2 separate regions of the Homo sapiens genome follow, and region 2 is linked to region 1. Evidence: chromatin contacts called from ENCODE Hi-C or POLR2A ChIA-PET data. All regions are on one chromosome and are shown on one strand. Each heading gives the region's core, a stretch centred on a gene start or an enhancer-like site at or near the end of the contact. The rest is flanking DNA. Distances are from core to core; before and after follow the strand shown.

Region 1 (5,760 bases), core at 2,152-4,651:
CCTGGGACCTTCCCAGCAAGCCAGAGCAGCTGGTTCTCACTATCACGTGGGGATAGACCGTTCCTTCCTCACATAAGCACAAGCAGTGGCCAGAAAAGGCGCAAGAAAAATGCACCTCTCCAGGGGTGAGACTCTCACCTCCTTGAGAAAGATGCTCACTAGGCGGGCTGAGCTCACCAGGACCCACTGAGAGAGCAGCAGCTTCTCACATGCACACCACACACTCACGCAACACACAACACATACACGACACACACATGCAACACACCACATACACAACACACACACCACAAACCCAGCACACATCACATACACAACACACACGCACACAACACACCACATACACAACACACACTCACACACACCACATACACAACACACACTCACACACACCACATACACAACACACACACCACACAAACAGCACACACCACATACACAACACACACGTGCAACACACATCACATACACAACACATACACACAACACGCGCAACACACAACACACGCACACATGCAGTGCACACATAACACACACAACACACTCGTGCATGCAACATACATGCCACACACACCACATACACAACACACACACCACACAAACAGCACACACCACATACACAACACACACGTGCAACACACATCACATACACAACACATACACACAACACGCGCAACACACAACACACACACATGCAGCGCACACATAACACACACAACACATGCATGAAACATATACACATGCCACACACACCACATACACAACACACACACAAGGAACTCATGCAACACACACCACATATACAACACACATTCACATACGCAACACACATGCCACACACACACGCAGCACATACTCTCACATGCAACATACATACCACACACACCACATACACAACACACGCACGCAGCACACACACTCATATAACACAGACCACATACACAACACTCACACATGCAGCACACACGCATGCAATGCACACACCACAATGACACACACCACACACACAAGCACACCACACACATCACATACACATGCAACACACACACATATATGCACAGCACACACAACATGCCACACATACATACCACACACTCGCACACATGACACAATACACACAACACACTGCATATACAACACACATTCACACACAGAACACACACTCCACACAGTCACATACACAACACGCACACCGCACTCACCCCCATGCCACCCATGCAGTGCTGAGCGTGTGCAGTTGAATTTGCGGATGCTGAGGTCCCATGCATCTGAGTGGCATCAGTAAGCGCAGCCCGTGGTCAGCAAAGCCTCCCGTGCTGAGGCGAGGCAAGCCATGGCTGTGTGCACCACGCGGCGGCTACAGAAACTTTCGTGAGTCTCACTGCCCCGTGTGGCCCGGGATCCCACAGGGCTGCTAATGACATACAACATAAGCACTGATTTAACGTTCTAAAAGCTAACAGATTCTGAATTCTGAAACGGATCTGGCCTCCAGGGTCTCCGATAAGGTATTCAGGTAAGGTGCCTGTGGGACAGAGTGTCCCAATTTCGGACAATTGAAAACACTAAGGCCAGCTAACAAACCATCAAGGCCGAGCTGTGGTTTCACGTGCTTATCTCACCATTCCCCACGCACCCCGAGGCCGGCAAGCCGTGCAGTGGAGAAGCCGTGCAGCCTCCGGCCGTGCCCTGCTGGCTGCCTGCTTAGGGTCAGCAGGGCGATGGCCTTGCAGGGGCCAAATGCACCTCCAGCCTTGGCACGGTCGTGTTCCCCAGTGCCAGCGTGCCCTCCCTCGCTGCAGCCGGCATCAGGCTCTGCATTAAACACCAGATTAGAGCTGTTTGTCACAGGATTTACAGGGATTTTCCCCCATGGCGAGAGATCCTGCCTTTCCCCAGGACATAGAATACAGCTGTCAGGGGCTCCCTCCAGCCATATGGGCACAGCTGGGGCTTAGGTGGGGTTCAGAGAGGATGGGAGCAGGGAAGGCTCGAAACCTCGTCGGAATAAGGCAGCTGCCCCTCTGCCGAGGAGGAGGAGCCAGGCCCCCCATCCAGACATATCTCCTGCACTTTGAAACCCTGGAGAACCTGGCCACTTTGCCGCTGAAGCGCTGTGCCCTGGGCAGACATTACCAAGAGCTCAGAGCGCAGGTCTCCATCACATGCATCTGGTTTGAATCCCAGCCCTGCTCCCGACTCTGGGGCTTGGAACCAGGCATGAAAACTTTTTGAGCCTCAGTTTTCTTGTCTATGAGGTGGGATGTTGACAATTGGATGCATGTCCTGGAACTGTTTTGATGCTGAGACACATATAACAAACTCAGTCACCAAAAGACTTTGCATAAGAAAGCTCGTAGCACCTTTATCCAGAGCACCCAGAAAATGAAAACAGTCCACATGTGCATCAACCGGTAGGGGCACAGTGACCTGGACACGTTCACAGAATGGAATTCTGCCCAGCAAAGGAAAAGAGCAAGCCCCTGCCATCCCCCAGCCATACAGAGGGACCACCCAGACGTCGCAAGTGAAAGAAGCCCACACGAAATGGATCATGCTGTTAAGAGTCCGTGGATATAAAGCTGAGGATGAAAGTTAGCTGCAAGAGGCCACTGGCTGAGAGGGAGGAGCAGGGAGCCCAAGGGCACTGGGAGTGGGCTGTGTTGCCACCTGGGCATGGTCATGCCAGGACACGTGGGATAACTCACTGAGCCACACTTAACGTGAGTGCTGAGCTACTCCTCAAGAAAAAAGAAAGTCCTGGCAGGTAGTGAGGACTCAGAAGATGGGAGCTTCTAACTTGCCTGCCCCTGGTCCTTGTAGGTGGCCCTCTGCGCCGGCCTGTCAGTCTTTAACCAGCAAACAAACAAGCGCCTGTGAAGGCCCTAGTGATTTTATGCCCCTGGGGATTTGTCGCTTTTCTCTTAAGTTGGGATTTTTCTGTTTGATTCCGTTGTGCCTCTCTGGTTTCGTTATTTTTTTCTTTTGGGAGAAAAAGCAAAGTTGGGGAGTGGGAGGGCAGTGCAGAGAGGAGAGCGGGAGAATTGGGCTGGGGCCAAAGTAACCAGCTGCTTTCCAAGACAAGCCTGTCAGCCTCGCTCCCTGGAATTTCCTCTGCGTGTGCTCGTGGGCTCAATTTTTCCATAAAGTCCCACGTTCCGGCAGGGGACCCAGCAGCCTCCCCAAAGGCCGCTCCGTCGTGGTCAAGGACTGGCTAAGTGGCTGCCTCCCGTTGCAAGACCCCCGGAAGAACCTGGAAATGGTCCTCAGACATGGTGGACTGCGGCTTTAATTTGTACTGGGAATGGGTAGATCCCAGCTCAGCTCAGAGTGAGGCCTGGAACCTTCCCTCCCTTCAGGCCAAAACGCCTCCCCATGGATTCTTTAAACACCACCGTGTTTATCTAGAAGGCCGGCAGGCAGAGGCTCTGCTGAGGCTGACGTTTTGAGTGAACTTGCTTCTCACCTCCCAAGCAGGGGGCTCTCTCTCCCTTCTCCAGAGGTGGGCTTGGCAGGGGGAAGGCGAGAGCCTGGGGGGACCCTGGACTTGCTGCACGGGCGGCCCCAGCCCCAGCTCACTGGCCATCCGGGGAGGGGCACAGCCATCAGGACACGGCCAGCTGGGGCTGGGCTCACTAGGATGCGGGTGGAAGCCCTGGGCCTCCTCTGCTTCAGCCTGGCCGTGCAGCCCAGCCTTGAAACATCCTGTCACAGCATGCTGTAAGCAGGGCATCCAGACCCTTTCTTGCCACTCCATTAGTGCTGAGCCTGGTGATCGTAGTCAGACCTCCAGACCACCAGGTCAGGCCAGGTCCCCACCCCATCACACCTGCATCCCCACCACTGGGCAGCTGCGAGGGCTCCACCTGGCCAGCTGAGCGTTGACGGCTGAATCCTAATGTTACCAACAGGAGACCAGGTGATGTGTGCCTCCTTCACCCAAATGGAAGCTCCCCACAGCACTCCCAGCCTCTGCTTCTCAAGGGCTCCTGGAAACCCCTTCCTTCCTGTTCTGGGGCTTCAGGGCAGGAGGCTGCACAGACTAACTCTCACCGCTCAACTCTGGGTGCGTTGCCGTCATTGGACCATGTGAGACCCTTGCCCGGGGAGGCTTCACAAAGGCCCCTCTCTCCCTGGCCCTGCTCCCAGCCCTGACGGGCAGTATCTTATCCTGCCTCACAAGTTTCCACAGATGTAAAGGTGTTCTTGTGCTATGTTGTGCATATGGATTGCTTAAAACATCTTATTGAGGATAATATTCATACCGAAAAGTACTGGACTCAAAGAGTTGTCACCAACGGAACACAGCCAGAAAATCAGCACCTGGATTGGAAGACCAAGTCTACCCAGCTTCTGAGAACCCCACTGGGGCCCCTTCCACACCCTGCTTCACCAAACAAAGAGGGCTTTTTATTTATCATTTCTTGCCCTGTTTTCCCACTAAGCATCTTGTGGGTCCTGCTGGGGGGCTCTGTGCATATCAGACCTGTAGTTTCCAATTTGGGTGAAGATGCATCTTGTTCCATAACTTGCCTCCCTGGCCCTTCCCCATTCACCACTCCCCCAAGGGGTCACACACACAGCACTCCCACACCGCACCACATCCTCACCCGTGTCCCCTTACGAACATGGGGAGGACGTCTTAAAATGTATACAGGGAAAGGGTGCACCTATAGTTCCAGGTACTTGGGAAACTGAGGCAGGAGGACCACTTGAGCCTGGGAGTTCGAGGCTCTACATCACTATGATCTCGCCTGTGAATAGCCACTGCACACCAGCCTGGGAAACAAAGCGGGATCCCATCTGTTTAAAAATATATATGTAAATGTGCACAGGGAGCAAAATTGCTGCTGGGTATATTAACTTCCCATTGGTGCTGCAACAAATTATCACTGACTTAGTGGCTTAAAACAACACAAATTTAGTACCACCCCATTTATTCTGAAGGTCAGAATTCCAAAATGACATTTCTTGCTGGGCAAAAATCAGGGAGTCAGCAGGGCTGGCTCCTTCCAGAGGCCCCAGGAGAGAAGCTGTCCTCTTGCCTTCTGTAGCTCCTGGAGGCCGCCCACATGTCTTGGCTTGTGGCCCCATCATTCCAACCTCTGTTTCTATTCTCCCCTCTCCTTTCATGCAAAGTCTCCTGCCCGGTTCTCATAAGGACCCTTGTGATGACACTGGGACCACCCTGATGATCCAGGATACTCTTCCCAACTCAAACTCCTTAACTTAATCACATCTGCAAAGCACCTTCTGCCACGTGGAGTAACATGTTCATAGATTCTGGGCATTAGTGGGTGTCTTTGGGGTAGAGCTGGGAACACTATAGTGCCAACCACATTAGCTGTGCATTGGCCTCATCAGAACCAGCTTGAGATTCAAAAGGTTTGCTCCAGTTCATGCTCCAGCCAGCAGAGCATCAAAGTTCCTATTTCCCCACGTCTCCACTTCCTTCCATTCAGCCAAAGTGCCTTCCCTCCACATCCAAGACCAGGGCCTCCTCCTTCCTGATTCTGACTTGGAGGACAATTCCCTGCGAGACAAAGGGCCCTCCAAAGACACATCTCTTAAAACATGATAAAACAGAACATCCGGTGCTGGTGCAGCTGTGATGAAAACGGCAGCCTCACACCCAACCCACGAGAACACAAAGCAAATTGGCAACAAGTTCCCAGAGCCTTGACAATACTCAGATTTTTGATTCTATAATTTGTTCTGGCTGACTCTCCTAAAAACATCACAGGGGAGGTGCTGGATAAA
Region 2 (5,760 bases), core at 1,040-3,539, 52 kb after region 1:
GGCTGCTGGCAGCCGAGGCAGGCCTGGGCTTCAGGTTTCCCCACCGCCTCCCCCAATGGAGGGGGTGACACCTGGCACTTTCATGGCAAGACCGGGCACCACAGCACGAGGCACAGCCACCCCAGCCTAGAGAAGACCAGGCTCCTGGGGGCCTGCAAGTCCTGTAGGGTCTGCTCTGCCACCCACCCCAGCCTTCACCTTCCATGTTTCCCTGCTCACTCTGGTCCTGCTCCAGGATCACGCCAAGCTCTGCTCACCACGGGGCCCTTGTCCCTGTCATCTCTCTGCCTGCTGCCCCCCACTGACTTCTTTGGCCAATCCTACCACCGTGACCACCTGCTCAGGAAAGTCCTGCCTCACCTGCAGGCCGGGTCAGCCACGCTCACAGATCTGAGCTGGGTCAGGGAAGGTCCCTGCGGGACGGTGTCCAATGTCTGCCCACTGGACAGAAAGCCCTCGAGGGTAAAGAACAGGCCTGCCCTGCTCACGGCAGTGCCGTCAGCTTAGGGGGCTAAGCAGCCTGGCCCAGATCTGACCATTAAGAGCCACACTCTGAGCTACAAAACTACGTTGCCAAGTGAGGAAATCGGGGATGAAACAACCCATCTCCATCGGACCTTACTCTCCACGGTCCTCAGTGGTCCCCTCTGGGCAGAGAGAGGACGAGGCTCCACTTCACACTGGGCCCGCCTGCGTTTTCCCACAAGGAGCAGAGATGGCGTGTGCAGAGTGAAGACGGATTATGAATGAAGGAAGGAACTGCGCACAGATCCTCCCCCCATGACTGCGGCGGCCCTCGAGGCCCCTTAGGGGTTCAAGGCCCCCATGTGGGGAACACCCAGTTAGATGCCCTCAAAGACCCCCGCCCCTCCAACAGCTGGCGACCTTTCACCCGGCTGACCAGAGGGAAGACCACCAGGGAAGTGGAGGATTGCCAGCGAGGGTCAGGCCCCAGGGGGGCAATGGCATTTCCAGGAGGGGGATTCTGGGGGGTCTCGGGCAGGAAGGGAGGGAGAGGCGGGCAGGAAGGGCTGGGAGGCTGGACAGAGGAGAGCGAGGGGACGAGGGGCACAGGGGCGCAGCTATTGGGGGTTGCAGGGAGGAGGCTGGGTCGGAAGGGGCCGTCCATGCAGCTCTAAAGTCCCCGAAGCTTTCTTCTGTCTCCCCTGTCCTTTATTTGAAGCAAGAAACAAGGGGAGGGAGAAGGCAAGAAAAGAAAAGAAAGAAACGAAGATGACAGAGATAGGGAAGGGAACAGAAAGATGCAGGCACAGGACAGGGACAGAGACAGAGAGGCAGAGGCAGAAGCAGAGGCGAAAGCACACAGAGGCTGAGAGGATCCTGTCAGAGCTAGGAGGAGCCATAGGGCCATCTGCCCATAGAGCCGCCGAGGCCGTCACAGAAACCTTCAGACGGGCCCTAAACGCAGAGACCCTGGAAACGTTCAGAGTAAGCACCGGTCGGTCAGTCGGGGTCAGAGTTATCAGGAACAGCACAACCAAACCAGGCACAGAGAGCCCCTCCACTCTCCCTCTCTCCCCATCCCTCTCCCACTTTCCCTCTGTAGCTCTCTCCCTCTCCCTCCTCTCTTCCTCTCTCTCCCCGCTCCCTCTCTCTCCCTCTCTCCCTTTCTCCCTCCTCTCTCTGCCTCCCTCTCTCCCTTTCTCCCTCCTCTCTCTGCCTCCCTCTCTCCCTTTCTCCCTCCTTCTCTCTCTGCCTCCCTCTCTCTCCCCGTCTCTCTGTCCCTCTCTCTCTCCCTCCATCTCTCTCTCCCCCCTTCCCTCTCTCCCTCCTTCCCTGTCTCTCTCCCTCCTTCCCTCTCTCTCTCCCTCCTTCCCTCTCTCTCTCCCTCTCCCTCTCACTCTCCGTCTCTCTCCTTCCATGTCTCTCCCTCTCCCTCTCTCTCTCCCTCTTCCTCTTTCTTCTCTTATGAATCTCTCTTTTTCTACCTCTCTCCGCTCTCCCTTTCTCTCCCCTCCTCTCTTTCTCCCTCTTTATCTCTCCCTTTGTCTCCCCTTCTCTCTCTCCCCATCTCTCCCCCCTCTCCCTCTCTCTCTCCCTCTGTCTCTGTGTGTCTCTCCCTTTCCGTCCCTCTCCCTCTTCCTCCCCACCCCCACCCCCCTTCCCCCCATTGGTCTCCTGGGTGAGGAGGGGGGCTGATGGAATGCTGTTTCAGGCCAGAGGGTTCCGAGGGCGGAAGGAGGGCACCCACAGCAGGTTCGATGGCAGAGGCCTCTACTCGTTAGGCCTCCCTGGGCCTCACAGCACAGCCCCAATTACGGTTTCGTGTGTCATGCTATTTTGATTCATGTTTCCTGTCTGGAAAACAGACTGGAGTGTTGGGCCCTGGGCCAGGACAGGGGCCGGGAGGGCAGGGGCAGGAACCTGCCCGGTCACTGACCAGAGCCCACTGCAGGAAACGGGAACTTTCCAGGGAGGCAGAACTACAGTCCCTGCCCCACCCCCACAAACAGCCTGAATGCACACAGGGAGGGGGACACTGCTGACCTCTGGCTTGGAGCTGAGTTCAAATCCTGCCTTGCTCAGCCACCCCTTCCAGCCGTGCAGCCTCAGCCCCTCATCCTCCCTGCTGGCCTTGCTGGTCTCATCTGTAAATGGGAAGGCACAGCATTGCCGTGGGTGCACGTGCAAAGTCCCTAAGGAAGCCTGGCACATGCGTGGTTTGTTTTGTTGTCACCCGTATTCCAGTTGTCACTTTAGGGCAGGCGTGAGGCTGGAAAGCGGGAGGAGGAGGCACGGCAGGTGCACAGAGTGTCGGCTCAGTGACCACTGTTCTCGTCTGTAAATGGCTTTGCACCAACACCTACGTCATGGAGTCCTCGGGCAGTCAATGGGTCCATCCATGTGCAGGGCTCAGAAGAGCGCCTGGCACAGAACAGGTGCCACCAATGTGAGCTCCTGCCATCATCGCCACAGCCCTCACTTCCATCACCATCGGAGGCCTGTGAAGCTCTGTGTGGGCCCCCACGGAGTTTCCAGAGCCTCCAGGGCGGACATCACATGCCTGCCATGGGCACCTGCAGCAAGGGGCCACGGAGGTCTCCCCAGCAACACGAGTCCTTTCTCAGAGAGTCCCCAAGATGGTGGCACAACAGCGGGAAGACAGCCCCACCCCTCCCTTCCCAAAGAAGCCAAGATCATCCAAGCCAGGATAAGCCCTCGGAGAACATGGGTGGGGGCCACAGCCATCTTCCTCTGATCAGTAACAGACAAGCCCCGAGCTCCTTCACATGCCAGACAGATTCAGGGGGCAAAGACAGGCAGCCCCTGCCCCCAAGGGCTCACCATCTACCTGAGGGTGCTGTGCCAACAGCACAAGGTCATACCGGGTGTATTACTCATGGCCAAGGAATGGGACAAAGGCTGCACCCCCGCAACACAGAGACCAGGAGGAAGGCAAATGCACTGGGGGTTGTGCCCACAGCTGGGAAGCAGGACAGTAAATCAGCGCTGGCAATAATTTGAAGAAGAATCACATGTGTGTTGTTAAGTGAAGCAACCAAGGTGCAAGATTGTAGATATAGACACACATATATGGACATGCACACGTGTGTACATGCGCATACATAAACATGCATGTACGTGCACATATAGTACACACTTGTGTACATATTCATATACATGCACCCATATATACAAACATGCATGTAAACGTGCTTGTGTGTGCATGCACACATACCTGAGCACACATACATGCGCACATATGCATATATACATACAGTACACCCATATATGCATACAGACAGACATATACATATGCACACATACATGCACACACAGATGCAGACACCTACATACACAGACACATATATGTGTACTCATATATGTAATCACAGATACACAGATACATAGGGTGTAAGAAAGGGAAGAAAAGAATCTGCTTGTATGAAACAGCCAAGTGTCTATCAACAGATGAATGGATAAACAAAATACGGCAGATTCAGACCACACAATATTATTTACCATAACTAGGAAGGAAGGAGGCCGGGTGTGGTGGCTCACACCTGTAATCCCAGCACTTTGGGAGACCGAGGTGGGCGCATCACCCGAGGCCGGGAGTTTGAGACCAGCCTGGCCAACATGGTGAAACCTCTTCTCTACTAAAAACACAAAATTACCCGGGTGTGGTGGCTACTTGGGAGGCTGAGGCAGGAGAATTGCTTAAACCACGGAGGTGGAGGTTGCAGTGAGCTGAGATGGCACCACTGCACTCCAGCTTGGGCGACAAGAGAGAAACTCCATCTCAGAATAAAAAAAAAAAAAAGGAAGGAAGGGCTGACACACATTACAACCTGGAGGAGCCCTGAAAACACGACGCAGAGTGGAAGAGCCAGTCACAAAGGCCATGCAGTGCAGCTTCCGTTCCTATGGAATATCCATCAAAGGCAAATCGGTAGAGAGAGGAGGCAGCTTGGTGTTTGCAGGGGGCCGGGGATTCACTGTCAATGGGCAGGGGGATGTTACTTGGTCAGGGGTAAGGATGCTCTCAAGCTGACTTGGGGGGCGGCTGCACCACTTGGTAAAATTAGTAAAAATCTTTGAGTTGCACACCTCAAATGAGTGAACTTTTTTTTTTTTTGAGACGGAGTCTCGCTCTGTCGCCCAGGCTGGAGTGCAGTGGCGCGATCTCGGCTCACTGCGACCTCCGCCTCCCGGGTTCAAGCGATTCTCCTGCCTCAGCTTCCCGAGTAGCTGGGATTACAGGCACCCGCCACCACGCCCGGCTAATTTTTGTATTTTTATTAGAGACGGGGTTTCACCATGCTGGCCAGGCTGGTCTCGAACTCCCGACCTCAGGCGATCCGCCTGCCTTGGCCTCCCAAAGTGCTGGGATTACAGGCGTGAGCCACCGCGCCCGGCCTGAAATGAGTGAACTTTATGATGAGTAAAATATCCCACAATCAAGTTGTTCTTAAAGAGACTCTGCTTCCTCCCCACCTGTGCTGTGTGGGCTCAGGAAGGGCCCCAGAGAAGCAGATCCCACTGAGGCTGCTGCCCTGTGAAGGGGGCCGGGGCCGGGTGGATCTATGGGAACTGAAGCAGAGCGTCTCAGGAGCCCATCCCGGCTTGACTTTCAACCTATGGGAATATTTGCCCATTCAGATTCACCAATTGTAGATAAGAACGAAATAATGTCCATCTGAGGGGGGATCGCATCCTCCACCTGGCCATCCCAGAACCCAGGACAGAGCGACGCTCCCCCAGTGCTAACCCAGGAGTGGACCCCAGTTCTCCTGAGCCCTTCCAGTGCATATCATGGTGAGACCGGGTGGTGAAGCAAGGGGAACTCGTTGGTGCTTTATCTTCCCTTGCTCTAGGAGGGTAAGGACCACTGCCTTCAGTGACTGCCCTCCGATTTGCTGAGAGCCTCTAGGCACAGCAGTTGCAGCCACGAGCCTGGGTGGGAGGGCGTGAAACATCTTCACTCACTGAGCCCTCCTCATCACCATCCCCATGTTAAAGAAGAAAAAGCTGAAGTGGTGGAGCAGAGATCCAAACCAAACACCAACAACCTGCCCGAGGATTTACAGTTCCAGGTGCCTCTGAAGGGAGCCCAGGGCTTTCTGGGCCTGTAGAGTTCGAAGGCACCAGGTAACTCCTGACTTAGGCCTCCTGCCCCACACTCTGCTCCCAGCACAGAAGTGGCCGCAGGCCCTTTACTCGTCTGCCCCTCTGGAGGAGCCAGAGAGAAACTGGGAGGCCCAGTGGGAAGCCCTTCTGCCCCAGTTCACCAGTGCC

Evidence for each region. Hi-C counts contacts between places; a loop is a spot of excess contacts on that map. ChIA-PET counts read pairs that join two places held with the same protein, here RNA polymerase II (POLR2A). Pooled maps may share reads with other maps.
Region 2: a loop to region 1 is called in a map of ascending aorta, with 6 times the contacts of the local background. The contact joins two enhancer-like sites. A Hi-C loop is called at or near these places in 6 of 168 maps with a recorded cell type or tissue (aorta, ascending aorta, endothelial cell of hepatic sinusoid and 3 more) and 5 of 50 pooled maps. POLR2A ChIA-PET finds 5 or more read pairs at or near these places in 2 of 52 experiments (GM12878 and H1).

Annotation. Positions count from the first base shown.
Region 1 is chr16:87,124,075-87,129,834 of GRCh38, forward strand. No RefSeq gene overlaps it. Among named protein-coding and RNA genes, the nearest start is that of LINC02181, 69 kb to the left of the region's middle. Within about 2 kb of position 3,402, at least 6 of the 41 ENCODE cell types and tissues checked have a DNase peak (open chromatin) inside an H3K27ac peak, as active enhancers do; they include ascending aorta, where a contact is called at or near this core.
Region 2 is chr16:87,176,887-87,182,646 of GRCh38, forward strand. No RefSeq gene overlaps it. Among named protein-coding and RNA genes, the nearest start is that of LINC02181, 120 kb to the left of the region's middle. Within about 2 kb of position 2,290, at least 5 of the 41 ENCODE cell types and tissues checked have a DNase peak (open chromatin) inside an H3K27ac peak, as active enhancers do; they include ascending aorta, where a contact is called at or near this core.